Regions from separate parts of the Homo sapiens genome. Here all the other regions are linked to region 4. A link is a loop called in an ENCODE intact Hi-C map of the cell type or tissue named here. Cell type or tissue: HCT116. All regions are shown on one strand. Region 1 overlaps TMEM116 (transmembrane protein 116). Region 2 holds the start of NAA25 (N-alpha-acetyltransferase 25, NatB auxiliary subunit). Region 3 has its middle 18 kb from the start of MAPKAPK5. Region 4 has its middle 5.9 kb from the start of HECTD4.

The links. Peaks named below come from ENCODE experiments on the same cell type or tissue, not always from the same donor. Only the 100,000 strongest peaks of a DNase experiment are listed, where the experiment ranks them.
Region 1: it touches region 4 in a loop (9-fold over the local background); 35 of 110 quality-filtered maps call a loop at or near these places.
Region 2: a loop joins it to region 4, with 3 times the contacts of the local background. A loop is called at or near these places in 22 of 110 quality-filtered maps.
Region 3: a loop joins it to region 4, with 13 times the contacts of the local background. A loop is called at or near these places in 7 of 110 quality-filtered maps.

What each region holds. Positions count from the first base shown.
Region 1 is chr12:111,941,905-111,949,904 of GRCh38, forward strand. It overlaps TMEM116 (transmembrane protein 116), which reads right to left. Exons shown (of 11, transcript NM_001193531.2): 5 at 1,361-1,465. Among named protein-coding and RNA genes, the nearest start is that of TMEM116, 67 kb to the right of the region's middle. In HCT116, a CTCF peak has its summit at 3,534 (motif pointing right); a DNase peak (open chromatin) is centred at 3,547.
Region 2 is chr12:112,105,235-112,113,234 of GRCh38, forward strand. NAA25 (N-alpha-acetyltransferase 25, NatB auxiliary subunit) reads right to left here and starts at 3,549. Exons shown (of 24, transcript NM_024953.4): 1 at 3,482-3,549. The coding sequence starts at 3,539. RefSeq lists an enhancer at 1,217-1,718 and silencers at 3,319-3,398, 3,419-3,498. In HCT116, a CTCF peak has its summit at 7,731; DNase peaks (open chromatin) are centred at 3,597, 4,354, 6,317 and 7,437; H3K4me3 peaks cover 5,020 bases; H3K27ac peaks cover 6,617 bases.
Region 3 is chr12:111,820,033-111,828,032 of GRCh38, forward strand. No RefSeq gene overlaps it. Among named protein-coding and RNA genes, the nearest start is that of MAPKAPK5, 18 kb to the right of the region's middle. In HCT116, a CTCF peak has its summit at 4,513; no DNase peak of the experiment used is centred here.
Region 4 is chr12:112,384,372-112,392,371 of GRCh38, forward strand. No RefSeq gene overlaps it. Among named protein-coding and RNA genes, the nearest start is that of HECTD4, 5.9 kb to the left of the region's middle. In HCT116, a CTCF peak has its summit at 3,153 (motif pointing left); a DNase peak (open chromatin) is centred at 3,160; H3K4me3 peaks cover 871 bases; H3K27ac peaks cover 1,047 bases.

The DNA of each region.
Region 1 (8,000 bases), 440 kb before region 4:
AGATCACATAGACTAACATTTCATTTTATTTTATTTTTATTTTTATTTTTTTAGACAGAGTTTTGCTCTCGTTGCCCAGGCTGGAGTGCAATGGTGCAATCTTGGCTCACCGCAACCTCTGCCTCCTGGGTTCAAGCAATTCTCCTGCCTCAGCCTCCCAAATAGCTGGGATTACAGGCATGCGCCACCATGCCTGGCTAATTTTGTATTTTTAGTAGAGACGGGGTTTCTCCATATTAGTCAGGCTGGTCTCAAACTCCTGACCTCAGGTGATCCACCCATCTTGGCTTCCCAGAGTGCTAGGATTACAGGTGTGAGCCACCACGCCCGGCTAACACTTCATTTTGTTTGCTTGTTTTTGTTTTTGTTTTGTTTTGTTTTTTTGAGACGGAGTCTCTCTCTGTCGCCCAGGCTGGAGTGCAGTGTGGCATGATCTCGGCTCACTGCAAGCTCCGCCTCCCGGGTTCATGCCATTCTCCTGCCTCAGCCTCCTGAGTAGCTGGGACTACAGGCGCCCGCCACCACGTCTGGCTAATTTTTTGTATTTTTAGTAGAGATGGAGTTTCACCGTGTTAGCCCGAATGGTGTCAATCTCCTGACCTCGTGATCTGCCCGCCTTGGCCTCCCTAAGTGCTGAGATTATAGGCATAAGCCACTGCGCCCGGCCAACACTTCATTTTACAATGAAAAATTGGAGGTGCAAGAAAGGGAGATGATATGTCTAAGGTCACAACAGGAGATAAATAACAGAACTGGGTCTCGCAGGGTTGGCATGGAGTCAAGAAGAATTTCCCTTGCTGAGTCAAACCAGGCAGGAATGCCAGCACTGTAAATAATACTCCTATAATCAAACCTGTATGTGTATGTGTGTGTGTGTGGGTGTGTGTGTGGGTGTGTGTATGTGTGTGTGAGAGAGAGAAGGGAGAAGAGGAAGTGATGTCAAAAGAATGGAAACAGTGGGAACACGTTTTTTCTTCAATTAACCTCCATAAATGCACCTAGCTAGTGCTAAATGCTTACACCGTTTATCAGGGATATACAGGGATTGTTTTTACACACTTTTTTTTTTTTGAGACAGGGTCTGTCTCTGTCACCCAGGCTGGGGTACAGTGGCTCAAGTGATCCTCCCACTTCAGCCCCCGGAGTAGCTAGGACTCCAGGCATGTGCTACAATGCCCGGCTAATTTTTTTGGTATTTTTTGTAGAGATGGGCTTTCACCACTTGCCCAGACTGGCCTCGAATTCCTGGGCATAAGCAATCTGCCCCCCTCAGCCTCCCTAACTGCTGGGATTACAGGTAGGAGTCACCACACCCGGCCTAGCATACTATTATTAACTATCAGCCCTGAATAAAACTTACCAGTGGAGATGTGCTCTGTCCACTCTGGGTGTGTTTCATCCTCAGCTCTGTGTACAAATACCAGATGTAATTGACGGTGTAGAGAAATGAGGAAATGTAGAATATCTAGGTTAAAATCAAAACAACCCATCATAACTATCTCACTCTGACACTGTGAAGTTCTTTCAACATACTTCATTATTTTCTATTATGAGAATCCTACCTACTAGTCTATTAGTAATGTACCATCTAGTGTCCATACCAGGCAAAACCATACCAAGTCTGAAATTCTTTTTTGTGTGTGTATGTGACAGAGTTTTCGCTATTGTTGCCTAAGCTGGAGTGCAATGGCACAATCTCGGCTCACTGCAACCTCTGCCTCCCAGGTTCAAGCGATTCTCCTGCCTCAGCCTCCCGAGTAGCTGGGATTACAGACACGTGCCACTACGCCCCGCTAATTTTATTGTATTTTTGGTAGAGATCGGGTTTCACCATGTTGGCCAGGCTGGTCTCGAACTCCTGACCTCAGGTGATCCACCTGCCTTGGCCTCCCTAAGTGCTGGGATTACAGGTGTGAGCAATCGCACCTGGCCCCAAGTCTGAAACTCTAACAGGCCTACCTAAAACATGCCCTGCTTCCTTATTTTATCCTTTGGACTGTTCAAAAGAACCACAGCATTATCCACCTCTACCTGCCCCACAGTCCCACTTTTACGAAGATATCATATAATCTTTTTCTATTTTATTTTTTAATTGAAAAGGCAATAAGGATTTCTACTTCTAGTAATGACAGGCTAAGCTATTTGAATCAACTTTCCATTCAAAAGAACTAAACATGCTGAATAAGATATTTTTTAAAAAATCCTTAAAAGAACCTAAGAACTGAGATGATATCAAGGAACTAGTAGGATAAAATCTAAGAGAAGGAATTTCTACTTCCAGCTTTGATGAGATAACAGGAATAGAATTTACCCTCCAGCCTTAAACAACTAAAAATTGAATAAAATATATGAAAATATCCAGTTTTCAAACAGTAGGCAACAAGCAGAAGAGAACAGCAATCCCTGAAAAAAGAAAAGCAAGGCGAGTCCATCAAGTACCCCAGCTCACCAGCTGGTAAGAGCGAGTATAGGAGGGCTGGGCACAGTGGCTCACCCTGTAATCTCAGCACTTTGTGAGGCCGTGGTGGGCAGATCATGAGGTTGAGATCGAGATTATCCTGGCCAACATGGTGAAACCCCATCTCTACTATAAATACAAAAATTAGAGTGAGTACAGGAGGGGGAATCCAAACAGACCACTGTCTTGGTGAGCTGAGCGACAGAATTCAGTTTGGGAGGCCAAGGCAGCTAAAATTTGTGAAGTACAGTATCAGAGCAGAGGAAGCTATATGGTAAGACAATGCTCAGGAGAGCTGCAGAGGTCACCCCAAGTCTTTGGTTAAGTATTAATCAATGTATATGGAAGAGAAAACCATGAAAACCAGAGAAAGAATCCTCAGAAAAGAGTAGGTGGGACAATCCCTAAAGCTCACACAGGGCCAGGAATAGTTTGTTTGCTTTCTCATCAATCAGAGTGGAAGAATACACAGGGCATAATCATAAGAAGAGTATTGCTTCTGTAATGGGACCAAATTAGCTGTACATAAAAGGCTGCCCTCACAAGGCTTAAAAGCAAGCCTAATTAGTGGGGGTGGTGGTGTATGCCTGTAATCCCAGCTACCCTGGAGCCTGAGGCAGGCAAATCACTTGAGCCCTGGAGATGGAGGTTGCACTGAGACAAGATCGCGCCACTGCACTCCAGCCTGGACGACAGAGTGAGACTCCATCTAAAAAAAAAAAAAAAAAAAAAAGCAAGCCTTTAAAAAACAGGCAAACCTTGAAAAGGTCAGGAGTTCGAGACCAGCCTGGCCAATATGGTGAAACCCCCATCTCTACTAAAAATACAAAAATTAGCCAGGCATGGTGGTGTGTGCCTGTAGTCCCAGCTACTTGGGAGGCTGAGGCAGGAGAATCGCTTGAACCCAGGAGGTGAAGGTTGCAGTAAGCCGAGATCGAGCCATTGCACTCCAGCCTGGGCAACAGAGCTAGACTCCATCTCAAAAAAAAAAAAAAAAAAAAAAAAAAGAAGAAGAAATAGGTAATTTCATTTACGCCCAGTAGAGGGAACCAGGATGTCATTGTATCTGTTAGATTTTTTTTCAGCCCTCATAGCAGATACATAAGCATTCTAAATTTGACCCTTCTTGAAGTTTTCAGGTTTAAAATTTTGTAACACCTTAAGTGATATTGTTAAAAACCTCAAGAACTGTAATTAATGTTAACATTCTTCAATAGCAAAGATAAATGATTATTAATTTATCATCTTAACTACTTTGTATTATTTTGAGAGACTCAGGACTCATCTTTATTTTGTTAAACTCCCAGAGACACAAATATTCATTGAATGACTACCTTGCATAAAGAAGAATCTATGATAGGGAAGACAAATGAGAACCTTCTGCTTAATCTCATACAGATAGTCCCTAACTTTATAATTGTACAACTTATAATTTTTCAACTTTATTATGGTATAAAAGAGATATGCATTCAGTAGAAACTGTACTTCTTTATGTACCCATACACCCATTCTGTTTTTCACTTTCAGGACAGTATTCAATAAATTAAATGAGATATTCAACACTTTATTATAAAATAGGCTTTGTGTTTTGCCCAACTGTAGGCTAATGTAAGTGTTCTGAGCATGTTTAAGTTAGGCTAGGCAAAGCTATGATGTTTTAATTCCACAATCTGTTTCTTTAAATTTTCAACCATCTCCTAAACTGAAGCTTTATGTTTAGAACAATGTTTTCCTCTAGTATAACTTGATTCTGTACTCCTGGATTTTCTTGATTTGTCAAAATTGTTCCATGTAACCAGACAATTTCACATGCTTTTACTTTTTCTAAAATCCATACATTCCCCTTGCCAAGACCAGCTTGGTCATGGAGACCCTAACCCAGTGGTGCTAGAGGAATTAAAGACACACACACAGAAATATAGTGTGGAGCGGGATCAGGGGGCTGACAGCCTTCAGAGCTGAGAGCCCTGAACAGAGTTTGACTCACATATTTATTGACAGCAAGTCAGTAATAAGCATTAGTTCTATAGATTATAGATTAACTAAAAGTATTCCTTACAGGAAACAAACGGATGGGCCAAAACAAAGAGATGGGCTCTGGCTAGTTATCTGCAGCAGGAACATGTCCTTAAGGCGCAGATCGCTCAGGATATTGTTTGTGGTTTAGGAACACCTTTAAGTGGTTTTCCACCCTGGGTGGGCCAGGTGTTCCTTGCCCTCATTCCAGTAAACCCACAACCTTCAGCGTGGGCGTCATGGCCATCACAAACATGTCACAGTGCTGCAGAGATTTTGTTTATGGCCAGTTTGGGATTTGGGGGCCTGTTCCCAACACCCCTGCTTAAGATACTAGTTTTCTTGTTTACTTCTCCTATAAAACTGTGTACACTCTCATAATCTTGAACACATACTCTTCCAGTATCTGATTAAAACCCATTTATGCCTAGTGTTCCATTATTGGAATGCTAAGCATGTAGAAGTTACATCCTACTGCTCAAGGTCATCCCCAAGGTCTGATTTTTCACACGTCTGCAATTCAAAAAAGCTGCAACCTCCAGCATAAATGGGTTAAAGTCAAGTACCTTTTCATCAGATTTGACTCCCAGGTCATCTAAATGAACTTTCCATAAAAAGAAAAAAAAATCATATTACAGGTTTTTCTTTAAATTCTTGATAACTGGCCTAAAAAAACCAAAGATTTTACATTTAATCAAAATAATTTCCTGTGTTTCATATTGTTATATTGGGTTTTTAATTAAAGTGTTAAAAAATTTATATCCACATAAATTTCTGTACTTGCTTTTAAAGACTTTTTTTTTTTTTTTTGCTTTTAAAGACTTTTGATGGTCACTCTGGTTAAATAAATGATTATTATTTCATAGTGACATGTGATCCTGTTTTGAGCAAGTGTTTTAAACCTTTTAACATCTTTGACAGGCTTCCCCAGAATCAGACTCTAAATTAAGTCTTTTTTGACTTCAAACTAACTTTGGGTTATTCCATTTGGCCTCAGAACTTCTCAAAAGTTTATAAAAGAGAAATATTAAACAAAATCAGGCTTACTTGAGATGTCAAATTATATGGAAAACATTGTCAAAAGGTAAGTGATGTTAGATCTACTTTCAGTTACTTTTATGGGTATGTTATTGATATAAATGTTCCAAAATTGTACAAAACTCTTAAAATCTAATATGGTATCAGTCATAATTCTGATTACTATTTTATACCACAAAAATAACCACATTTAATTGTGAATGTCTGGTTATGGTAAACTTTCACCAGATTTTACATGGTTATTCAAAGGTTGTGTCATCCTCAGTTATTGTTTTCATTCTTCCCTACAGGTATCTGCAATCAGATTCATGAAAAAGACTCTAACAAGTACTCTTAAATACAAATTTCTAATAACTTCAATATTAATGGACTAAATACAAATTTTCCAAAACTCCAATGCAAAAATTAATAAATCTGCAAAACTGCTAATCAAGATAAAACCAAAAAATTAGTTACATGAGATTAAATAACATAAAAGTAATGTTTTTATGACTTTTATTTAAAAGTTTATTTGGAATTAAAGTATTTGGCTGGCTAAAACAAATACATTTTTTAAAACCTTGTTGTTTTTTGTTTCCTGTTGGGACTCAGGAAAAAGAAAAAACACTGTTGGTTCTTTACTTAAATGTTTTGTTTTCCAAATTTTAAAAACTGGTCGGGCCAAGGATCACTCATCTGGTTTGGGAGATCCAGCCTAGCAGGTACAAGGTAAAAAACATGCTTTTCTCAGAGGTTAATTTACATATAAGCACTGAGTTCAGCTAGAAGCCTTGAAACTTATATTCCTCCCTGCTCAGCCACCTTGCTGCTCCTGTTGAGGGAGGGCTACCGTGCCCATCCAGGAAAGAAATAGTTCAAGTCTTCTGAGAAACGTAGGAGTTCAGAGTAAGGTGAGATGAGAAGACAGAATCACAGATAGAATTTGAATAGGTTAGGGGGAAGAGGGTTGGGCATTCTAAACAAAGGGCTAGAATAGGAAAAGGGGCAGAGACAGGAATAAGGATGTCTAGTTTCCCACAGGAACTTAGTGCTTCATACAGTGCCAATCAATAGTAGGTCCTCAGTAAATATTTTGATCAATAGTAGGTAGTCAGTAAATATTTTGTTGGATGGCTAAAAGATATTCAGGCCACCTGCATACCTAGAGCATCTCAAACTTGGTACATAAAACAAGTGGCAGTATCTTGGGGAATAATCAAAGCACCAAAACAAAAATGGCAACAATTTTACCAGATTTACTAGTAGGTAAACTAAAACTTTTAAAAATTTAAAACAAATATACTCATGCATATATTTATTTTAATTTTATACATCATATGGGATTATATGGCAGGGGGGCTTTGTAAATTGCAAAGTTCCAATAAATTCTTTTTAAAAAATGGCTGGGCATGGTAGCTCACACCTGTGATTCCAATACTTTGGTAGTCCTAGCCAAGAGGATCACTTGAGGCTAGGAGTTTGAGACCAGCCTGGACAACATAGCAAGACCTCATCTCTACAAAAAATAAAATAAAATAAAATTAGCTGGGCATGGTGGTGCACACCTGCAGTCCCAGCTACTCAGAGCTACTCAGGAGGCTGAGGTGGTGGGGTGGCGGGGGTGGCGGGGGTTGCTTGAGCTTAGGAGTTAGAGGCTGCAGTGAACTATGATTGCGCCACTGTGCTCCAACCTGGGCAATAGGGCAAGGCCCTCTCCCCCAACCCCCACCCCCAAAAAAGAAAGAAAACAAAAACAAAAACAAAATCTTTTTCTCTTAAGCTATCTACAGTTTACACTAATTTGATAAAATATGCTTTTATAAAGAAAAGTAAAATCATTTACTTTTTCTCCCTACTTGATCCCTTCAAAACTAAAAAACTACCCATAAGTATTCTTATTCTTATAACAATATAGTTGATTCCACAAGTTCAATAAAAATATGCTATTTTTATAATGGAATACAATTTAAAACATTGCTTATATATATTAGCAAGGTTTTGACTAGAATGTCATATTTAAATTGTTTATAGATACTATGGACAAAGTCTAAAGTCTGCCTTCATTTGGCTTCCTAGACTTAAGAACTTTTTAAATCTGAAATTACAGTGTGGTCAGTTGCTATTCCTGCTGCACTTATATTAATGATCAGGTAATATTTGATAAAACTAAACTATTTTACAAACAATTTAGTCTTACTCTATTATCTTTGGTAAAAATCGCAATTATGGTAAAGAAAAAACTTATGTTTCTAAGAAAATCTGTAATACACCTGTTATTAGACTGTGGCCCTGAGGAATTGTTTTCAAGTTTTTATTATGTACCTATAGAATGGACTAGATCCTAAAATCTTCTAGGTACCTCCAATCCAACCTTCTTCCATAAAATTACTAAAACCAGGAAATGCTGTTCCTAAAACCCTGTAAACTAAAACCAAATAGGTCAGGGTGATGGCTCATGCCTGTAATCCCAGCACTTTGGAAGACCGAGGCGGGTGGATCACCTGAGGTC
Region 2 (8,000 bases), 280 kb before region 4:
CTTGAGCCTGGGAAGTGGAGGTTACAGTGAGCCAAGACACTCCAGCCTGGGTGACAGAGCCAGATCCTGTCTCAAAAAAATAACGAAAGAAGGCACTGGGGCTTACCAAGTCACACAAGAGTACAAAATCTGCTGGGAACTACGTAGCAAAAGAGAATAATTTTAGCAAAAGGAGACCAAATAATCAAGTATGGGTTCCAGTAAGGTCATGGGTGGAGGTTTTCAAAAACGAAAAATGCAATACCCAAACTTATTAGTAATGTGAGATGCACTGGGAAGATGTTTCAAATCTATGCACACAGAAAAGCTATTCCAACCCTAGACACCACCAGTAAAATTTCAACCCACCACAATTTATCACCACATAGCCCTGTCCACATATACCCTCAATGAATTCCAGCAAGAGCTGAGGCCCCAAGCAAGGTTTCCAACACAATTGTAAAATAAATCCTGAAACCTTGGCAGTACAAATACTGTTGTACAAAGACAGTGATGCTACTGAATCTGAACTTGGTGAAGAGCTGAGCTCTCAGTGAGAATGTCTATGTTCAAATCCCAGCTCTACAACTTGGTAGCTACAACCTTGAGCAAGTTAATCTCTAGGCTTCAGTTTGATCACAATAATCTTACCTACCTAATAGGGCAGTCAGCCCACCAGTAAACACTAATTAATGCTGATAGTTGTTGAATTTTTGGCTGGTGGGCAAGTACCACCATAGATGAGTTTGTTCATTTGTCAGAATGTCTGAATTCAAGGAACCATGGTTGTTTGGGGGTAGTAATGTATTTAAACAACAAAAGTGTGGAGTTCAAAAGTCAAATGTGCTTAAGTGCTGAATTCACGGACAGTCTGTACCGTTCTTTTCCTAGTCCTGCCAGTTTATACTAATCGCCTTAGAATTACTGAAGAAAGCCTCTTCTAATCCTCTTCCCATGTACATGTTACAAAAGCTACATAATTCTGACTTCAGTTTTGAGAATATAACTTGTTAATATATCCTGATGTTTAGTGATGTGAAATGGACATGGTGTTTCCCATTAGACAGTCAAAACACTATTAATTCTAAATAACTATGGGACCAAAGAAATTCTCTTTGGTCCTCAAGAACAATTTTAAAAATCAAATTATTCTTGAAAGTATTGAGTGTTTTTAGTTTAAAAAAAAAAAAGTCTGCAGGCAGCTGCTGCACAAAGCTGTAATGAGTCACAAACTATGAACCCTGGATTCAGTTCTCACCTTCCATCACCCACCTTGTATATATATCTCTGCCCTCTGAAAATATACACTGGAGGGCAAGGGCATGAGAATATGCAGCCCCGGGGAAATAGGAAATCAGAGTCCTTTCTCTGCCACTTACCATCTGTGTGACCTCAGGCAAATCAGTGTCTTCAGCTCAAAGTGAGGTAGTTTCTAGCACAGTGGTTAAGAAGGTGAGCCTGGGCCAGGCACAGTGGCTCACACCTGTAATCCCAGCACTCTGGGAGGCTGAGGCAGGACTGCTTGAGCTCAGGAGTTTTAGACTAGACTGGGCAACATGACGAAACCCATTCTCTACAATATATACAAAAATTAGCCGGCATGGTGGCGGGCACCTGTAATCCCAGCTACTCAGGAGACTGAGGCAGGAGAATCACTTGAACCCAGGAGGCGGAGGCTGGTTGCAGTGCACTGTGATTGTGCAACTGCACTCTAGCCTGGATGACAGAATGAGACTGTCTCCAAAAAAAAAAAAAAAAAAAAAAAAAAGGTGAGCCTGGAGCCAGGCATGGTGGCTCACACCTATAATCCCAGCACTTTGGGAGGCTGAGTAGGTCAAGAGTTCAAGTCCAGCCTGGCTAACATGGTAAACTCCTGTCTCTACTAAAAACATGGAAGTTCGCTGGGCCTGGTGGCGTGCAACTGTAATCTCAGCTACTCAGGAGGCTGAGGCAGGAGAATCGCTTGAACCTGGGAGGCAGAGGGTGCAGTGAACTGAGATTGTGCCACTGTACTCCAACCTGGACGACAGAGTGAGACTCATCTCAAAAGAAAAAAAAGGTGAGCCTGAAACAGTCCACAGGGGTTCAAATTCTAGCTCCAAGAAATACTAACTGAGTGGCCTTAGACAAATTACACAACAACAATAAAGCCTCAGTTTCCTCATCTGTTTTTTTTTTTGTTGTTGTTGTTGTTAAAGGGTTCAGGGGCAGGAAAAAACAGTAGCCACCTCTTGAGAATGGGTGAAGATTATATTAGATAACCCATATAAAAGGCCAAGGCCAGTGACTGTCATAATGAGTCATCTATAAACCTTAGCTATAGGATTGTTGCTAAAATCAAATGAGATGTGAGAGTAAAAAAAAAAATCACACAAATTATGAAATAAAAGCCGGACTAACTGTGGCCAGAAACAAAGTTAACCACCGCCCCCCGCTCCCAAAACGATTCCCACCTTGGAGAGAAGCCTCCAATTTAGTAACATCCACATGAGGTCTATAAATACGATGTCTACTTTTGTAAAAACCACTGACCTTGAAGCTTCCTCACCATTAAGTGAGATAGACCAAGACCATAAAACCATCTAAGAGGAAAGGAAATGCAAAAAGGACCAATCCAATTACACATTTCGGTTATTGGAAAAGGGTTTCTCCCAAACTCAAAATCTGTGATTTTTCACTACCAGGGTAAATGGATGAGATGACATCAAGGTCTTCAAGTCTGCGGGTTGAGGTAAGAGTTGTGGAGAGGGATCTGCTTAGCACAGGGAAGGAAAGCTGCAGAGAAAACCACAGAGAAGCTGCAGAAAGGAGAAGCCCTCCAGTAGCTCTGCATGCCCCTCTGACACGAGCTATCACAATCTCTTCACCGCTATTTTAGGCCCAAGACCCCCTCCCCCCGCCTCCCACGTGTGACCAGAGTAGCTGCTTCTCCACCCAACAGCTCTGGATTGGGAGCCTGGAATCTCGGGCCTGCTCCTGACTCGATCTGGGTGACCTTGCGTCAGCCCCTTCCCCACTCCGGACCTCAGTTTCTCCTATGCACCGAAGCCCACCTAGTCAGACAACCCTCTAGGCCCAATTCCCGTAAATAAAAAAAAATCTCTGGTAGGGAATCTTCCCTCAGGCAGGGCGTCCCACCCTCGTGCCGGAGCCGGCTTCCACCTTCGGGGAGATCTCCGGTCTCCCTAGGAGCGGCGGTAACGATGCAGCCTGCGGGTAGCGCAGGTGTCTGCAGAACCACGCGTCCCACGGGGCCTGCCAAGCAGGCCAGCTCTGCCGACCAGCTGCTGCCCAGACCGCGCCACTACCACCCCAAGGCTGAGGAAGGTTGGGCCGGCGCCTACGCGAGGCCCGCGGCTGCGGCCTAGTGGCCCGCGCGGCCCGCCCCCCTGCGCCTGCCCGGCCCGCGCGCCGGCCCTCAGCACCCCTCCTGGGCTTTCGCCCCAGCCTCGGCAGCCCTCGGCGCGTCGGGCTGGCGAGCGGGCTGGTCCAAGACACTCACCGTAAATGGGCCGGAGGCGCCTGTCGTTAGGGTCCTGCACATGGCCCCGCGTCGCCATGATGACAAGCGCAGAACCACAGTGCGCACGCGCGGGGCAGGACCCCGGGAAAGGGCTATTAAAGGGCCAGCGTCGATCTCGCTTGTCTATCACGATAGTCGCGGTGCTGCGACTGAACGCGCCTGCGCGGAAAGGGAAGCATCCACCCTTGCCGATTGCCACCTCTTTAAACGCTGTTCCTTCACTTAGCAGGTGGGATCAAGCTGGCAAGAGGAGGCAGCTGTTGCTGTTAAAGTCTTCCGAGTCACTGACTGGGAAGTTAGGAGAGGAGGGGAGAAAGCTCTCAAAGTTAGGGTTCGGCTGCTCCTGTTTATCCTATTTATTCTCCGTCCTGAAGAACCAGCTAGACTTGGCTGTGATTAATCGCAGAGGAACCAGAAACTCCCGGGGGAGAGAGACCCAGGGGAAAGTTGGGGAAGCGGGGCTGATCAACAGCAAAAATCTGCCAAAAAAGTTCGAGAGAGCCGGGCGCTGTGGCTCAGCCTGTAATCCCAGCACTTTGGGAGGCCGAGGCGGGCGGATCACAAGGTCAGGAGATCGAGACCATCCTGGCTAACACGGTGAAACCCCATCTCTACTAAAAATACAAAAAAAGTTAGCGGGGCGTAGTGGCGGGCGCCTGTAGTCCCAGCTACTCATGAGGCTGAGGCAGGAGAATGGCGTGAACCCAGGAGGCGGAGCTTGCAGTAAGCCGAGATCGCGCCACTGCACCCCAGCCTGGGCGACAGAGCGAGACTCCATCTCAAAAAAAAAAAAAAAAAAAGAAAAAAGTTCGAGAGCCCTCCACCACCTGTTCCTGGACCAAACTGAGCGTCAGGCTGCTGTTTCTCCTGGTTCAGTAAGGAGATGCAGATGAACTGGAGAGGAAGCGAGTTTTTATTTCTGCAACCAGTTACAGGGAGAAGGCCTGGAAATTATCACCAGACCAACTTAAAATTACAAAGCTTTCCAGAGCTTATATACCTTCTAAGCTATATGTCTACGTGTAAATGTGCATTCATCTAAAGACATAAGTGATTAACTCGCCGGGCGCGGTGGCTCATGCCTGTAATCCCAGCACTTTGGGAGGCCAAGGCGGGCGGATCACGAGGTCAGGAGATCGAGACCACGGTGAAACCCCATCTCTACTAAAAATACAAAAAATTAGCTGGGCGCAGTGACAGGCGCCTGTAGTCCCAGCTACTAGGGAGGCTGAGGCAGGAGAATGGCGTGAACCCGGAAGGCGGAGCTTGCAGTGAGCCGAGATCCCGGCACTGCACTCCAGCCTGGGCGAGGGAGGCTCCGTCTCAAAAAAAAAAAAATAATAATAATAATAATTGATTAACTCACTTTAGTCTATAACTAAGGTTTGAGTCCTGAAGACTTTCCTTTGAAGCCTCAGTAAATTTACTTAATCTAAATGGCAATAGGTGCTGGGGTGATTATCCTTATCTTGCCTCCTACTAAATCACGGAGGTTTGGGGAGTTACTTCAGACCCCCAATAAAATTTGTTTAATCCTAAATGGGTCCTGTTAGGAATTCTTTCGTTATTTTGTCATGCTTTAAGGCCAAGGAAAGGCCTAGGCAAAACTCTTGGTGGGCTTTTGTTACATTCCATCCTTTGTATAAGGGCACTGGCTTTTTTTTTTTAGCTTTTAATATGTAACTTAACCACTCAGTTAGTACTGAAACAGTTGTTATGGAGGCCTGTGTTAGTGAGACCTGGCCTGCCACACACCCTTCTCCCAGGACTCAGCCAACAAAGAAGCATCCTAGATGAATACTTACTCGGTATCTGCCTAGAGTATTTAAATGCAAGGTCTTTACATTTATTCTCTCATTTAATTTTCATAACTGTCATCGTATTTCCCTGGGAGGTAGATCTTATTATTACCTCTCTTTTTACAGATAGATTTATTCGTACAACACTGAGTTATTGAGTGCCTATTATTTGACACACTCTTGTTTTAGGCACAGAGGATACATCAATAAATAAAATAGACAGAGACTTAATGGAGTTTTTATTTGTAGTGAGGGAGACAGACAATAAATAAGTAGATAGCCTATTACATGGTGATAAATGCTACTGAGAAAAATAAAGCAGGAAAGGGGGGCAGTGAGAGAGGGAGGTAATTTTAAATAGTGTGGTAAGGCTGGCTTGGTGGCTCACCCCTGTAATCCCACCACTTTGGCAGGCCAAAGTGGGTGGATCACATGAGGTCAGGGGTTCAAGACAAGCCTGGCCAACATGATAAAACCCCTTCTCTGCTAAAAATACAAATATTAGCTGGGTGTGGTAGTGTGAGCCTGTAACCCCGGCTACTCAGGAGGCTGAGGCAGGAGAATCGCTTGAACCCGGTAGGCAAAGGTTGCAGTGAGCCAAGATCGTGCCATTGCACTCCAGCATGGGCAACAGAGCAAGACTCTTGCATAAATAAATAAATAGGCCGGGTGCAGTGGGTCGTGCCTGTAATCTCAGCACTTTGTGAGGCCGAGGCGGGTGGATCACCTGAGGTCAGGAGTTTGAGACCAGCCTGGGCAACGTGGCGAAACCCCATCTCTACTAAAAATACAAAAAATTAGTCAGGCGTGGTGGCACGTGCCTGTAATCCCAGCTACTCCCGAGGCTGAGGCTTGAACCCGGGAGGTGGAGGTTGCAGTGAGCCAAGATCATGTTGTTGCACTCTAGCCTGGGCAACAGAGCAAGACTCCATCTCAAAAAAAAAAAAAAAAAAGGAAGGCATTTAAATACTCCAGAGGTCGGGAATGGTGACTCACGCCTGTAATCCTAGCACTTAGGAGGTCTAGGCGAGCGGATCACTTGAGGACATGAGTTCGAGACCAGCCTGGGCAACATGGCAAAACCCCATCTCTACTAAAAATAAAAAATTAGCTGAGCGGCTGGGCACAGTGGCTCACGCCTGTAATCCCAGCACTTTGGGAGGCTAAGGTGGGTGGATCACGAGGTCAGGAGATCGAGACCATCCTGGCTAACACGGTGAAACCCTGTCTTTACTAAAAATACAAAAAAATTAGCCAGACGTGGTGGCGGGCACTTGTAGTCCCAGCTACTCGGGAGGCTGAGGCAGGAGAATGGCGTGAACCCAGGAGACGGAGCTTGCAGTGAGCCGAGATTGTGCCACTGCACTCCAGCCTGCAACAGAGTGAGACTCCATCTCCAAAAAAAAAAAAAAAAAAAAAAAAATTAGCTGAGCAGGGTGGTGCGCACCTGTAATCCCAGCTACTCAGGGGGCTGAGGCACAAGAATCACTTGAGCCCAGGAGGTGGAAGTTGCAGAGCCGAGATTGCAACACTGCACTCCAGCCTGGGCAACAGAGGGAGACTCTGTCTCAAAAATATATATAAATAAATAAATACTCCCTGGATAAGGATCATTTGAGCCCAGGAGTTTGAGGCTGTAGTGAGCTATGATTGCACTACTGCACTCCGGCCTGGGTGACAGAGCGAGACCCTGACTCTCCAAAAACAAACAAACAAAGACTCCCGGGATGAAGTTATCAGGCAAAGTACAACAAAATATTTGAGACATACATACATACATTCACTGTTTATCTTAAATTCAAATTTAACTGGGTGTCCTGTATTTTTATTTGCTAAATCGGGCAACCCTGCGCTAGGGGAAACTCCATGCCCCCCAAATCATGCTAAGCAGCAACAATGAAGGGCAGATGCCTCAGGCAAGCTGACCCTAGGATCACTCAGAGATGGTGTGTGACCCTGCTGAGGTTGGGCTAGGACAGGGAAAAGGAGGGAGGAGAGCTGGGGTTCACCTTTGGTGCAAGTGAAAGAGATGATGAGTCACCTGAGATTTAAGAATTTCCCAGGAATGGAAAAATACAGCACCTTTAAGGGGAGCACATATGAGGCTCCTAACCAAGGCTCGGGTTACTCAGCCATGTTCTTACGCTACCTTTGTTGGCCTGGCCCCAGAGGAATGCTGATAGACTTGGCACCCAGCTCCCTGAACTTGGCAAGACCAGGGCATCATATGGATCTACCTAGCAGAGGCTTCTAGAGTCTTAGGTCACCATCCTTAGTGGGATATATTTCCCTCCACTCTGAAAGACTGCTTAGCATCCAACTAGGATTAATTGGTTGTTCTCTTTTCCCATTCCTACTGCTTGTCCTCAGAACCTAAGAATGAAGCAGTGACTCGCTAGGCTCTGGGCCTGTCCTTACCTGCCGCTGGGAGGCAGCTTGCACACCCTTTGGCAGGCCTGAATCTTTTCGGGTAACAAGATGACCTCTGAGGAAGCCAAAAGCCCATCCTTGCTGTACAATTCAGAACTTGGAGCTCTTAGCGATGACATTATGGAAAAGTGCTTGGTATACAGCAGGTGCTCATTAAGTAGTGTTTTCCATTTTCTCAACTTAGAGGAGGGGCATACAGTCTTCATTTGGTAACATTTTCTCTAGTGAGAAACATTCTCCCTGGCCGGGTGTGGTGGCTCATACCTGTA
Region 3 (8,000 bases), 560 kb before region 4:
CATAAATAGCTGCATGAGCTTTAGAAGAGCCATCAGTAAAATAAGTCTGGCCACCTGAAATAGGCTTGTGATGAGTAATCACAGGAAGAATGAAAGAATGGACTTTATAAAACTGCAAAACTTTGTCTGAGGGATAGTGGTTGTCTATGGCACCCACAAAGTCTGCAAAAGTGATTTGCCAGGCAGTTGACATTTCCCAAGCTGTGGACTGTTGCTGAGAGTCTAAAGGAACAATAATTTTATCTGGATCATATCCCATAGGCATCTTTGACCTATGCCTGCCCATAGTCACAATTTGTGTAATTAAAGAAAGATAGACTTGCAAAGTTTTGACTGATTAGGTAGAAAGAGCCATTCTATTACGGTTACAGATTTGTCTAAGCATTGGCCTAAAAGTCCTGTTGGAGAGTGAGGGATAGGAAGAACAAACAAAAGCAAAGGTTTTTGTGGCTGTAGCCATGAGGCATGTCATTGCTGTAGCATCTGCTCTACAAGTTGTAACTCCACTTCTGCCTCTTTGGTCAATTGCTGTGGGGAATTTAAGGAAGAATCTCCTTGCAGGGTTTGATAAAGATGTGTAAGTTGATAAGTTGCAATACCTAGCATTGGTCACAGCCAATTTATATCTCCTAATAATTATTGAAAATCATTTAAAGTCTGTAACCTGCCTTTATGGAGAACTACTTTCTGAGGCCGTACACTATTGGGGAACCTGCCCCGATATTCATGTAGGTTCTTTTCTATTTTTCCTAAGCATTGGCCAGCTTGAGAAATAAAGGGACAGAGTACAAAAGAGAGAAATTTTAAAGCTGGGCATCCGGGGGAGACATCACATGTCGGTAGGTTCCGTGATGCCCCACAAGCCGCAGAAACCAGCAAGTTTTTATTAGGGAGTTTCAAAAGGGGAGGGAGTGTGCGAATAGGTGTGGGTGACAGACATCAAGTACTTAACAGGGTAATAGAATATCACAAGGTGAGTGGAGGCAGGGTGAGATCACATGACCACAGGACCAAGGCGAAATTAAAATTGCTAATGAAGTTTCGGGCACCATTGTCATTGATAACATCTTATCAGGAGACAGGGTTTTGAGATCAACCTTCTGACCAAAATTTATTAGGCGGGAATTTCCTCTTCCTAAGAAGCCTGGGAGCACTATGGGAGACTGGAATCTATTTCATCTCTGCAGCCTCAACCATAAGAGACAGGTGCACCTGGGGGGGCTGTTTATAAGCCTATACCTCCAGGTGCGTATTCTCTTTCTCAGGGATGTTCCATGCTGAGAAAAAGAATTCAGTGATATTTCTCCCATTTGCTTTTGAAAGAAGAGAAATATGGCTCTGTTCTGCCCAGCTCACCAGCGGTCAGAGTTTAAGATTATCTCTCTTGTTCCCTGAACAATTGCTGTTATCCTGTTCTTTTTTCAAGGTGCCCACATTTCATATTGCTCAAACACACATGCTGTACAATTTGTGCAGTTAATGCAATTATCACATGGTCCTGAAGTGACATACATCCTCCTCAGTGGACAGGATTAAGAGATTAAAGTAAAGACAGGCATAGGAAAGCACAAAGGTATTGACTGGGGAAGTGATAAGTGTCCATGAAATCTTTACAACTTATGTTTAGAGATTGCAGTAAAGACAGGCATAAGAAATTACAAAAGTATTAATTTGGGGAACTAATAAATGTCCATAAAATCTTCACAATCCACATTCTTCTGCCATGGCTTCAGCCAGTCCCTCTGTTTGGGGTCCCTGACTTCCTGCAACAGTACACTCCCCTCCATAACAATAGTTCCTAAGTATTAGTATGGGGAAGTTGTTTGCACTTTCTCTGGAGCAATTTTGAGATTCCATTTAATTAAAGCCTGTTTTGTTTCTCTGAATAACTGATGTAAAATTTGATCTGTAGGAGCGGCCAAAAGAATATCATCCATAAAATGAATGATATACACAGTGGGAAACATATTTCAAGGCTCCTTTAATGCTCTTCCCACAAAATGCTGACATAATGTAGGACTGTTAAGCATGCCTTGAGGTAAAACTTTCCATTGATAGTGAGAAACAGGTTCTCTATGATTAATAGAAGACACAGAGAAGGCAAATTGAGGCTTATCCTTCTCGTGTTATGGTATAGTAAAGAAACAATCCTTAAGATCTATTCCTACAAGAGGCCTGTCTCTTGGAATGGCTGCTGGGGAAGGTAAACCTTGCTGTAAGGCACCCATTGGTTTAATTTGCGCATTAATAACTCTCAAATCATGCAGTAGTCACCATCTTCCAGACTTTTTTGGAATAACAAATACCGGTGAATTCCAGGGGCTGACTTCTCTATATGTCCTGCATTCAATTGTTCTTTTACCAACAGATGAAGTTGATCTAGCTTCTCCTGTGTTAGGGGCCATTGATCCACCCACATAGGTTTGTCACAAAGCCATTCTAATGGTAAGGCAGTGGGTCGAGGAGAAATATCAATGATCCCCATCAGAAATCCTGACATCCTTGCCCTTTTCTGTTTCTCCAGTTATAGATATCGGGTTAGGGTTTCCTTGTAGGAATTTCCCTAAACCTTTTCCACTCTGATATCCCATGTCCTTCAACATTTTAAATCCTGGGTTATGAAAGTTTTCATTTGTAAGTCTCATATCCCATGCTGTAAGTAATTCTTGACCCCATAAATTGATAGCTATATTTGCATCATAAGGCTGGAAAGTACATGATTGTCCATCCGGACCAAGACAAGGTAAAATCTCAGCACTCTGTTGAACACTTTTAGCTGCTCCTACTCCCACTAGGGATGTGGAGGTTAGTCTGAGAGGCCATGCTGGGGGCCAGTCCTTACTGGATATTACTGACACATCAGCTCCTGTGTCCATAAGCCCATACAATTTCTTTCCTTTACTTTGTACTACACAGGTGGGTCTATTATAAGCTATAGGTTGTGAACATAGATTTCTCATGTAGTTGTGCTCCCAAACCCTTTATTTCCTCGTTTCTCCTTTTATGGAGAAGGGTGTAATTTGCAGGGAATAAGCAATAATTGAGCAATATATTCTTCCGGTTCAAAAACCCAAAGATCTTGTGACATTAAAACTACTTGAATTTCTCCTTCATAATCAGAGTCAGCTACTCCTGGGACTACAGTAATGCCTTGCAAGTTAAGGCAGCTTTTGCCTAAAATTAGTCTATGTATCCTGCTGGTAAAGGTCCCCAAATGCCAATGGGAACTTTGATAGGTTTGTCTCCACCAATTAATGTAATTCTTTCTCTGACTGGAAGATCTAATCCTGCACTTCCTGGTGTTCCTGGGGTGAGGGAATCAATGTTCCTCCTGGGACCCACCCCTGAAGTGGGGTTGTGGTCTGAACTGGGAATGCCCTCATTGTTTGAGGGGCCCGGGTCCAGGCCCCCTTCTCGTTTCCTGACAGGTGGTTGCAGTTTTGATGAAATTTTGAGCGGCATTGAATAGCCCAGTGATTTCCTTTGTTACAGTGAGGACAGAGTCCTGGCGTTTTTTTCCGCTGGGCCAGGGGGGTGGAGGGCACCACATTATAAGGTCCTTTCTGCCCTGAGATCAGGCAGCATTCCTTTTTAAAATGTCCAGTTTTTCCACAATTATAACATTTTCCCACTTTAGGGTTTGACCGTTGGCTCCTTTTAGATTTGTCAACTACTAAATTAGCCATTGCTTGAGCTAAAATTGCAGAGCAATGAAGCTCAGTTTCTACATCCTGACAAGTTCTGAGAAAATTTCCCAAGTTTTGTACACCTCACAGGTGCCAGTGCACGTTTACAATCTGCGTTTGCATTCTCAAAAGCTAAAGTTAAGGTTAGCATTTCTGTGGCAGCGGTATGAGGAATTTGATGCTTCACTGCCTCTTGTAATCTTGCAAGAAATTGCACATAGGGTTCCTGTGACCCTTGCATGAGATGTAAAAAGGATTGTACTGGGACTCTCTCTTCTGGAATTGTGGCCCAGGCGTGTTTAGCAGCCTGTGCACACTGCTGATAAGCAGGATCTGGGAGTGCCATTTGACATTCCAGGTCTGAATAAAGGGCCATTACCTAACAGCATACCCTCTGTAATGTCTCCGTGTCCAGAAGCATGATTCTGTCTAGCCTGGTCTGCACACATTTCTTGCCAATTTAAATTCCAAGTCAGGTATGCAGTAGCAGACAAACAAGTGCAAGCCAAATGTTTTACATCAAAGGGTAGAAGGCGCATAGCACCAAATACAGATTCTAGCAATCCTAAGGTGAATGGGCTCTGTATCCCATTATTAATTACACTTAATTTTTCATTCCTTCAACAACGTAAACTCTAGTGGGGTGTGTTCATGAATAAACTGCTGTGGATTGTTTGGATCAGGCCTTATGGAAATAGGAAAAGTGCAGGCAGCAGAGCATAAAATTCTTTGTATTGAGGTCTCTATTTCGGCTACTGAAGGAGGCGGTACAGATGTTTCTGCAACTGGAGGGGGCGGTATAGGCCAATTTTTATCCTCCCTCTCCTGTTTTTTATTTTCAATTGGTGCTGTGGGTGGGACAACAGATTCTTTCAGATTTTTAGACTCAGAACATGACTCCTGCTGTCCAGCAGAATAAAAAGGATATAATGGCAGAAGGACAGTATGAACTAAACTCCTAGTGGAGAAAGCAGAAGAATCAACTTTAAGACCTTTTTGATGAGCCTGTTTTAATCCTTCTCCTGCTCTGTGCCAATTTTCTACATCAGGAGTGCCTGCCTGTGGAAACCATGGGTTATGCGTAATAACCTCCTGCAGCATCTTAGTTAATGTCTGAGAATTAACCTGAGCACCAGATTGTTTCAACAAAACTTTAAGCAACTGCACGTTTTTTTTTTCAACAGACAAATTCTGCCCCATGTTACCTGATTCAGAAAAATTCCCATTCCCAGTACTTCTTTTTTTTTTTTTTTTTTTTTGAGATGGTGTCTCGCTCTGTCACCCAGGCTGGAGTGCAGTGGTGCGATCTCGGCTCACTGCAAGCTCCACCTCCCAGGTTCACACCATTCTCCTGCCTCAGCCTCCCGAGTAGCTGGGACTACAGGCGCCCGCCACCACGCCCAGCTATTTTTTTGTATTTTTTAGTAAAGACGGGGTTTCACCGTGTTAGCCAGGATGGTCTCGATCTCCTGACCTCGTGATCTGCCCACCTCGGCCTCCCAAAGTGCTGGGACCCAGTACTTCTTTAAGAGAGCACTGACCTTATATTGCTCCCAGTACCTCGTTAGGGCACTGACCTTATATCTGCTGCCAGTGGACTCATCCCAGTGTCCCCATTCGTCTTGTCAATTTCAGCTTCTCTGCTTCAGCAGACCTTCTTCGTTCATGTCCTCAGAGTCCCTGTTCTGGGGTGCCACTTTGATGCGTGAATGGACCTTGGTGGACTGAACAAAGGGGGACGAATGCGAGAATAAAGATAAAGACAAAAAAGCATATTTGGAAGACATGGTCGGGGGCTCCTTGCTTCTAGTGAACAAGGGCCCTGAGCTTTAGAGCCCTTTGTATTTATTGGGTAAAGGAGATAGGGAGAAGGGTGGGGGGTGGTTGGTGGTCAGCAGCTTGATTTACAGCAGGCTTGCAAGACTGCATTATTTGAACAGTAGGCTCTGGATGTCCCAGTAGATAACCTCAAGGCATACAGTGCCGGGGAGTGATTGCCCTCAGCAAACCTTCTGGTGGCTGGAGCAGAAGCAAGTTTGCTCACATTCTGCATTCATGATAAACAGTTTGCTGTTTGATCATATAGCCTCAGTGGAATGCTGAGTTGGTCACGACCCACGGGCATTCAGCTCTCTATGAAAAGGAGCCTGGCATCTCTCTTGCTCCCTCCTGCCATCGGATATGCCAGCTCCCCCTTTGCCTTCTGACAGGCTTTCTAAGCTTCCTGAGGCTTCACCGGAAACAGAACAGATGCTAGTGCTGTGCTTGTACAGCCTGCAGAACCATGAGCCAAATCAATCTCGTTTCTTTATAAATTACTCTGCTTCACAGCTGGGCATGGTGGCTCACATCTGTAATCCCAGCACTTTGGGAGGCCGAGGTAGGTGGATTACTGAGGTCAAGAGTTCGAGACCAGCCTGACCAACATGGTGTAACCCCATCTCTAATAAAAATACAAAAATTAGCCAGGCATGGTAGGGCATGCCTGTAATCCCAGCTACCCAGGAGGCTGAGGCATGAGAATTGCTTGAACCCAGGAAGCAGAGGTTGCAGTGGGCCAAGATCGTGCCACTGCATTCCAGCCTAGGCAACAGAGCCAGACCCTGTCTCAAAAAAATAAAAATAAAAAATTACCCAGCTTCAGGTATTCTTTTATAGCAATGCAAAACAGACTAACACACTGTCTTTTTTTCTCAGCTGTAAAGTGAGAATAATCATTGTGAAATGAGATATTAAAATTCTTTGGAATCATGCCTCCTCAGCAGCTTTACAAGGCTACCATGTGGAGTTGTTCAGTGGGTATAGAGTTTCAGTTTTGCAACATGAAAAAGTTCTTGAGACTGGCTGCACAACAGTGTGGATATACTTAACGTTACTGAATTGTACTCTTAGAAATCGTTAGGATGAAGCTGGGCACGGTGGCTTATGCCTGTAATCCCAGTACTTTGGGAGGCAGAGGAGGGTGGATCATCTGAGGTCAGGAGTTTGAGACCAGCCTGGTCAACATGGTGAAATCCCGTCTCTACTAAAAATACAAAAAATTACTTGGGCATGGTGGTGGGTGCCTGTAATCCCAGCTACTCAGGAGGCTGAGGCAGGAGAATCGCTTGAACCCAGGAGGCGGAGGTTGCAGTGAGCCGAGATTGCACCATTGCACGCCAGCCTAGGTGACAGAGCAAGACTCCATCTCAAAGAAAAAAGAAATGGTTAGGCTGGTACATTTTATGCTATGCATTGTTTCTCAGAATAACAAAATTTTTAAGGAAATGACCACCACGTGAGATACCTAAAAAGCTGTCCCAGGAGAGGGATGATATTTATTCTGTGAGCTCTGAGAGGGGAGACAGGAGCCAGTTAGCAACCACTGAGTACTCCAGCCGGCCCACAAAGCCCCAGCATGGATGCTGCACCTGAGTGAGGCTGGCCTTGGAGACCTCTGGGCCCCTTCCAGCTCAGAGGTCTGAAGGATTTGAGCTGAGTCAGGTCAGCAGATGCTAGAACTTTCCATTCACAGACTGTCCAGTTTTGCTATATTTGAGGAACAGAAACAGGTCAGAAAGCAGGGCATGCTCTCATACTACTAGGAAAACATAATGTGATGCAACCTTTATTATTATCATTTATAGTATTATTTTTAAATTTTGTTATTTATTTATTATTTTATTTATTTTTTTTTGAGATGGATTTTCCCTCTTGTTGCCCCAGCTGGAGTGCACTTGCACAATCTCGGCTCACTGCAACCTCTGCCTCCCAGTTTCAAATGATTCTCCTGCCTCAGCCTCCTGAGTAGCTGGGACTACAGGCGTGTACCACCATGCCCAGCTAATTTTTGTATTTTTAGTAGAGACCGGGTTTCTGCATGTTGGCCAGGCTGGTCTCAAACTCCTGACCTCAGGTGATCCGCCCGCCTCAGCCTCCCAAAGTGCTGGGATTACAAGTGTGAGCCACCGTGCCCAATCTTTTTATTTATTTTATTGAGATAAGGTCTTGCTGTGTTACTCAGGCTGGTCTTGAACTCCTGGCCTTCCAGAGTGCCAAGATTACAGGTGTGAGCCAAGGTGCCCAGAAGGCACAACCTTTCTGGCAGGCATTCACAACTAAGAACTTAATCCAAGAGCACAATTGGCCAAGCGTGTGACGTTAGAGAAGAGCACTGTTGTTGTGAACTTCAACCAATGAAGATGGCCTGAGAAAAACCTGTGACAGCTTGGCAGAATTCAGAAGGATGAGACATCACTCCAACTGAGCCACGAAAATATGGTCTGGAGGCAGGGAACATAAGCCCAATTCACACTTCAGCTATGACAGAAAATA
Region 4 (8,000 bases):
GTTCAGAGTTGATCAGAACCATGGAAACAATAAAACAGGCAAGTGTAATGGAATGGCCATTTCATCAAATCCTCCCAAATGTCTGAGAGGGGGAGTATTATTATTCCTACTTTCAGCTGGGAAGTCAAGACTCAGTTAGATACTTTGCTCAATGTCACAAAGCCAGTAAACATCAAAGCTCAGATGTAAACCCAGGTCTGTCCGATTTTACAACTTCAGCTTCCTTATTTTGACTGTAAGAAAACTCCTTCATTCCTTTTTTTTTTTTTTTTGAGACGGAGTCTTGCTCTGTTGCCCAGGCTGGAGTGCAATGGCATGATCTCGGCTCACTGCAACCTCTTGACTCACTGCAACCTCTGCCTCCTGGTTTCAAGTGATTCTCCTGCCTCAGCCTCCCGAGTAGCTGGGATTACAGGCGTGCACCACCATGCCTGGCTAATTTTTGTATTTTTAGTAGAGACGGGGTTTTACCATGTCGGTCAGGCTGGTCTCGAACTCCTGACCTCGTGATCTACCCGCCTCGGCCTCCCAAAGTGCTGGGATTACAGGTGTGAGCCACCGCGCCCGGCCCTTCATTCCCTTTTCCAAACCTAATAACAACTATCTATCACAATTAAAAATATATATATAGGCTGGATGTGGTGGCTTGCACCTGTAATCCCAGCATTTTGGGAGGCTGAGGCAGGCAGATCACCTGCGGTCAGGAGTTCGAGAGCAGCGTGGCCAACATGGCAAAACCCTTTCTCTACTAAAAAATATATAAAAATTAGCCAGGTGTCGTGGCGTGCACCTGTAGTCCCAGCTACTCAGGAGGCTGAGGCAGGAGAATCACTTGAACCCAGGAGGCGGAGGTTGCGGTGAGCCGAGATAGCGCCATTGCACTCCAGCCTGGGCAACAAGAGTGCAACGCTGTCTCTAAATAAATAAATAAATAAATAAACAAGCAAAATTAGGTGAGCATCGTGATGTGCAGCTGTAGTCCTAGCTACTTAGAAGGCTGAGGTGGGAGGATTGCTTGAGCCCAGGAGGTTGAAGCTGCAATGAGCCATGGTTGTGTCACTGCACTCTAGCCTGGGTGACAGAGAGAGACCCTGTCTCTATTATTTATTTTATTTTATTTTTTTTGAGACAGAGTCTTGCTCTGTCACCCAGGCTGGAGTGCAGTAGTGCAATCTTGGCTCACTGCAACCTCCATCTCCTGGGTTCAAGTGATTCTCCTGCCTCAGCCTCCCGAGTAGCTGGGATTACAGGCATGTACCACCACGCTCGGCCAATTTTGTATTTTTAGTAGAGGCGGGGTTTCACCATGTTGGTCAGGCTGGTCTCAAAGTCCTGACCTCAGGTGATCCACCCACCTCGGCCTCCCAAAGTGCTGGGATTACAGGCATGAGCCACTGCGCCTGGCCCATTTTATTTTATTTATTTATTTCGAGATGGAGTTTCACTCTGTCACCCAGGCTGGAGTGCAATGGCTAGATCTTGGCTCACTGCAACCTCCGCCTCCCGGGTTCAAGTGATTCTCCTGGTTCAGCCTCCCGAGTAGTTGGGATTACAGGCACCCACCACCACACCCGGCTAACTTTTGTACGTTTAGTAGAGATGGGGTTTCACCATGTTGGCCAGGCTGGTATTTTTTCATTTTTAAAAAAATTTTTTTAGAGATGGGCTCTGCCTGTGTTGCCTAGGCTGATCTCCAACTCCTAGCCTCACGTGATATTCACACCTTGGCCTCCCCAAAGCACTGGGATTACAGGCATGAGCCACTATGACCGGCCCATCACAATTTTTAAATGCTTAGATTCAGGACTCTAACCATCTTAAATAGTTCAGATAAAATTTCTTCTATACTTAGTCTTATTTCTTCTACTCTTAATGATGTTTTAAGATCAGGAGTCAAGGTGCCCAGGAACTCTTGTCCTTCAGCCTAAGTGATGAAAACAGCACAGATCTAGGGCTTAAAGTCTTTAGACTGCATAATGAATAGTTATTTAATATTTTAGCAACAGTAATTAATTAGTCATAGGACTGCATGGCTGCCACTGCACCATGATGAGGCAGCTGATGAATTAATATTTATAGAACCCCCTCCGGAAAGGAGACCATTTAGTAGGGATTTCTAGAACAGATCAGCAAGACAAAGAAAATGCCTGGTCAAAAGAACTTTAGGTTGGAAGCTACGAGGAAGAGAATCTGTATCTAGTCTAGACAACACACACATACACACACAAGACATTCATTTATAGGAAGGAAAGATTTATGGCTTATGACTTCTTTTCTTTGGAATCGTCATTTCTACTCTTCTATTCAAGAATGGGGGATCAGGATGGGAAAAGGAGCAAGAGAAAGTGTTGGCTGGGCAACCCTAAGTTAGAAGCAGAGAAGAAATATGAGGAAAATAGGAAGAATAGCTATGACTAGGTTGGACCTCAGTTACTCCTGGGAGGCATCTCCCCAAGAGGGAGCAGCAGGCTTGTTGATGGAGATCATCTCCCTCCTGCCCCAGCTGCTGACGTGATACTCGCTAGCCCTGGCTCAAGCTGGGGCCCCTCTGGGATTTTGCAATATCTCTCCCTTCTGCTGGTTTTCTATACCAGCTGACTGTCTAAAATGACTTCGTAATCCTTCCTGGGTCCAAAAATATGTGAGTGTGGTGTGAAGATAAGTGGTCCTTGATAAACTTTATTAGAGCTTAAAGGTGGTTTTAGATGAGGCAGCCATGTTAATTTTTAAGGCCTTTCAAAACACCAAGGAAAAAATACACACACACACACACACACACACACACAGAACCTATGGGGGAGATTGATTATTTCCGTCTTACTAATTACAGTCTCAAAGAGGAAACACACACACCTACTCAAAATCTTTTTTCCAAGTGTTCTGGTAGGCCCTGTTCATATTTTTATTTCAAAGAAGATTATTTTGGCTCATGGGTGGATCTATGTGGTAACAGGGAAAAGAAATCAGATGAAAGAGATATTTGAAAACGAGGAGGGGGAAATTCTCCTTGGAGCACCACTGAATTGCTAAAACTAAAGGACGGGTCTCCACATTGATGAAAAGCCAGAAGATGAAGCAGCATTAAATGCCTTTCTCATTTGAAAAGATCATCAGCAGCAGGGAGCTCTGAAAGATGCTATGTCCTCCATCGCCACCTTGTGTGCATCACAGGCCTTGCTGCACTGGGATTTGTAGTTCAGACTTGGAAATTTGCTAACATTCGTCTCCTGCAAAAAAATTAGATTAAGAAAAAGTTGTGGCCGGGCGCGGTGGCTCACGCCTGTAATCCCAGCACTTTGGAAGGCCGAGGCGGGTGGATCACGAGGTCAGGAGATAGAGACCATCCTGGCTAACACGGTGAAACCCCGTCTCTACTAAAAATACTAGCCGTGCGCGGTGGCAGGCGCCTGTAGTCCCAGCTACTCGGGAGGCTGAGGCGGGAGAATGGCGTGAACCCAGGAGGCGGAGCTTGCGGTGAGCCGAGATCGCGCCACTGCACTCCAGTCTGGGCAACAGAGCGAGACTCCGTCTCACAAAAACACAAAAAAACAAAAACAAAAAGTTATGGCTCATGCCTGTAATCCCAGCACTTTGGGAAGCCGAGGTGGGCGGATCACCTGAAGTCAGGAGTTCGAGACCAGCCTGGCCAACAGGGCAAAACCCCATCTCTACTAAAATTACAAAATTAGCCAGGTGTGGTGGTGCGCGCCTGTAATCCCAGTTACCCAGTTACCAGGAGGCTGAGGCATGAGAATCACTTGAACCCGGGAGATGAATGTTGCAGCGAGCCGAGATTACGCCACTGCACTCCAGCCTGGGCAACCTAACGAGTCCATCTCAAAAAATAAAAATAAAAATAAAAATAAAAAAGTTGTTAGCACAAAGGAAAAGTGGACAAAAGATATTATTGAAGAGTTTTCACTCAAGGAAAAGCAAACACTGTACGTTTTTGTTCCTTCAGTATTCATTAAATGCCTACTCTGTGCCAGGCAGAGTTAGGTTTGAGGATCGAGTTCCCAAGGAGACTGGCAGCTTCCCTTTCTCATGAAAGACAGGGAGGCTGCTTGAAGGAATCATTCCAACGGGGATGAGAAGTCCGGGCACCTAGTCTGGGGGTGAGGTTCCCGGAAGATGTTGAGTTTAAAGCTGGTAACTGCTACGTATGAGTTAATGAATGTGAGGATGGTGGGGGAAACTTCAATACTATTATTCACCAAAAAAAGCACATGCAATGCAGTGTGGTGTTTGAATCATGGACTGCTTGGATTTGGTCCCAGATCTTTTGCATGTTACCATGAAGAAGTAATTCCACCTACCTGTTTCCCAGTTTTCTGGGATGATGGTGGTGGTATCTACCTTCATAAGTAAGCAAGGTTGGTTCCTTCTGAGGATTTTTTGTTTGTTTCTTTGTTTGTTTGTTTGAGACAGGGTCTCAGTCTGTTTCCCAGGCTGGAGTGCAGTGGTGCGATCTCAACTCACTGCAACTTCTGCCTCCCAGGCTCAAGTGATCCTCCCGCCTCAGCCTTCTGAGTAGCTGGGACCATGGGCATGCACCACCATGCCTGGCTAATTTTTGTATTTTTTTGTAGAGACAGGGTTTCGCCATGTTGCTCAGGCTAGTCTCGAACTCCTGAGCTCAAGCAACTGCCCACCTCTGCCTCCCAAAGTGATAGGATTAGAGGTGTGAGCCACCACACCTGGCCCTTCTGAGAGTTTTGAAAGAAGAATCTATTCCAGACCTCTCTCCATGGCTTGTAGATGACCATAGTCTTCCTATGTCTCTGTATATTGTCTTCCCTTGGTGTGTGTCTGTGTCCAAATTTGTTCGTCTCTCTCTTTTTTTTTTTTTTTTTTTGAGACAAGGTCTCACTTTGTTGCTGGAGTGCAGTGGCACGATCACGGCTCACTGCAGTCTCAGCCTGCTAGGCTCAAGTGAACCTCCCTCTTCAGCCTCCCTAGTAGCCGGGACTACAGGCATGTGCCACCACACCTGGCTAATTTTTTTTTTTTAAAGATGGGGTCTTGCTGTGTTGCCCAGGCTTGCCTACAACTGCTGGACTCAAGAAGTCCTCCCGCCTTGACCTCCCAAAGTGCTGGGATTACAAGCATGAGTCACCACACCTGGCCCAAATTTTCTCTTTTTACAAGAACATTAGTCATATTGGATTGGGCCCCCATCTTAAGGACTTCATTTTAACTTGATTCTCTCTCTCTCTGAAGACCCTGTCTCCAAATAACATTACATCCTGAGGTACTGAGGGTTAGGACTTCATCATGTAAATTTTCAAAGGGACACAGTTCAGCCCATAACAGAAATGGAGCTATGATTCCCTGAGATAGGAAGTATTAGGGAAGAAACATGTGGGGAAGGAGGGCAGAGAACCAAGAATTGGAAAGAAAAACAGTTAAAGTCATGAGACTATTCATTTATAATGATTTACATTTTATGGGATCTAATTACACTAAAGAGCTTCTGCACAGCAAAAGAAACTACCATCAGAGTGAACAGGCAACCTACAGAATGGGAGAAAATTTTTGCAATCTACTCATCTGACAAAGGGCTAATATCCAGAGTCTACAAAGAACTCAAACAAATTTACAAGAAAAAAACAACCCCATCAACAAGTGGGCGAAGGATATGAACAGACAGTTCTCAAAAGAAGACATTTATGCAGCCAACAGACACATGAAAAAAGGCTCATCATCACTGGCCATCAGAGAAACGCAAATTAAAACCACAATGAGATACCATCTCACACCAGTTAGAATGGCGATCATTAAAAAGTCAGGAAACAACAGGTGCTGGAGAGGATGTGGAGAAATAGGAACACTTTTACACTGTTGGTGGGACTGTAAACTAGTTTGACCATTGTGGAAGACAGTGTAGTGATTCCTCAGGGATCTAGAACTAGAAATACCATTTGACCCAGCCATCCCATTACTGGGTATATACCCAAAGGATTATAAGTCATGCTGCTATAAAGACACATGCACACGTATGTTTGTTGTGGCACTATTCACAATAGCAAAGACTTGGAACCAACCCAAATGCCCATCAATGATAGACTGGATTAAGAAAATGTGGCACATATACACCATGGAATACTATGCAGCCATAAAAAATGATGAGTTCATGTCCTTTGTAGGGATATGGATGAAGCTGGAAACCATCATTCTCAGCAAACTATCACAAGGACAAAAAACCAAACACCACATGTTCTCACTCATAGGTGGGAATTGAACAATGAGAACACTTGGACACAGGAAGGGGAACATCACACACCGGGGCCTGTTGTGGGGTGGGGGGAGGGGGGAGGGGGGAGGGATAGCATTAGGAGACATACCCAATGTAAATGGTGAGTTAATGGGTGCAGCACACCAACATGGCAAATGTATACATATGTAACAAACCTGCACGTTGTGCACATGTACCCTAGAACTTAAAGTATAATTAAAAAAAAAAAAAAAATATATATATATATAAAGATTTACATTTTAAAATAAAATAGGCTGGCTGTGGTGGCTCAAGCCTGTAATCCCAGCACTTTGGGAGGCTGAGGTGGGCGGATCACTTAGGCCAGGAGTTTGAGACCAGCCTGGCCAACATGATGAAACCCCGCCTATACTAAAAAAAAATACAAAAATTAGCCGGGCATGGTGGCGGACCCCTGTAATCCCAGCTGCTTAGGAGGCTGAGGCACTAGAATCACTCCAACCCAGGAGGTGGAGGTTGCAGTGAGCGGAGATCGTGCCACTGCACTCCAGCCTGGTCGACAGAATGAGGCTCGGTCTCAGAAAAATAAATAAATCAAACAAAAACAAAACAAAAAATAATTTGCATTGTATACTCTCACTTGTCACCTGCTTCAGGTCATCTCAGGCCAGTGCCCATCTTTATATGCATATAAAAACATAGATATATAAAGACATATATATATATATATATATATATATAAAGACATATATATATAAAGACATATATATATAAAGACATATATATATATAAAGACATATATATATGTCTTTTTTCGTATACTTGTTGGACATTTATATATATATATATGGGGTAGAAATGCAATTACATTACATGAGAAGTGGTCAAGTCAGGGCTTTTAGGGTATCTGTCATCCAAATAGTATACATTGTACCCATTATGTAATTTCTCATCATCTACCCCCTAACACCCCCTCATCCTTCTGATCTCCAGTATCTATCATTCTACTCTCTATGTCCATGTGTACACCTTTTTTAGCACTGACTTAGGAATGAGAACATGCAATGTCTATTTTTCTTTTTTTTTTTTTTTGAGACAAAGTCTCACTCTGTGACCCAGACCGGAGAGCAGTGGCGCGATCTCGGCTCACCGCAATCTCAGTTCAAGCCATTCTTGTGCCTTAGCCTCCCAAGTAGCTGGAACCACAGGGACATGCCACCACGCCTGGCTAAATATTTTGAATTTTTAGTAGAGACAGGGTTTCACCATGTTGGCCAGGCTAGTCTCGAACTTTTTTTTTGAGACAGAGTTTCGCTCTGTCGACCAGGCTGGAGTGCAGTGGTGCAATCTTGGCTCACTGAAACATCCATCTCCGGGGTTCAAGCAACTCTCCTGCCTCAGCCTCCCAAGTAGCTGGGATTACAGGTACATGCCACCACACCCAGCTAATTTTTACATTTTTAGTAGAGATGGGGTTTTACCATGTTGGCCAGGCTGGTCTCAAGCTCCTGACCTCAGGTGATCTGCCCACCTTGGCCTCCCAAAATGCTGGGATTACAAGTGTGAGCTACTGTGCCTGGCCCACAGATATTTTCTTTCATTGTGTGTGTTGTTGGTTCATTATCTTGATTATTTCTTTTGCTGTACAGAAGCTTTTTGGTTTAAGTCCTGTTTGTCTGTTTTTGTTGTCTGTGCTTCTGAGATCTTAGGCATACAATGCCCATCTTCATCTCAGCAAGCCACCCTGACTGCTTGCAGTTTCTTTAACAATTGTACCATTTTCCTA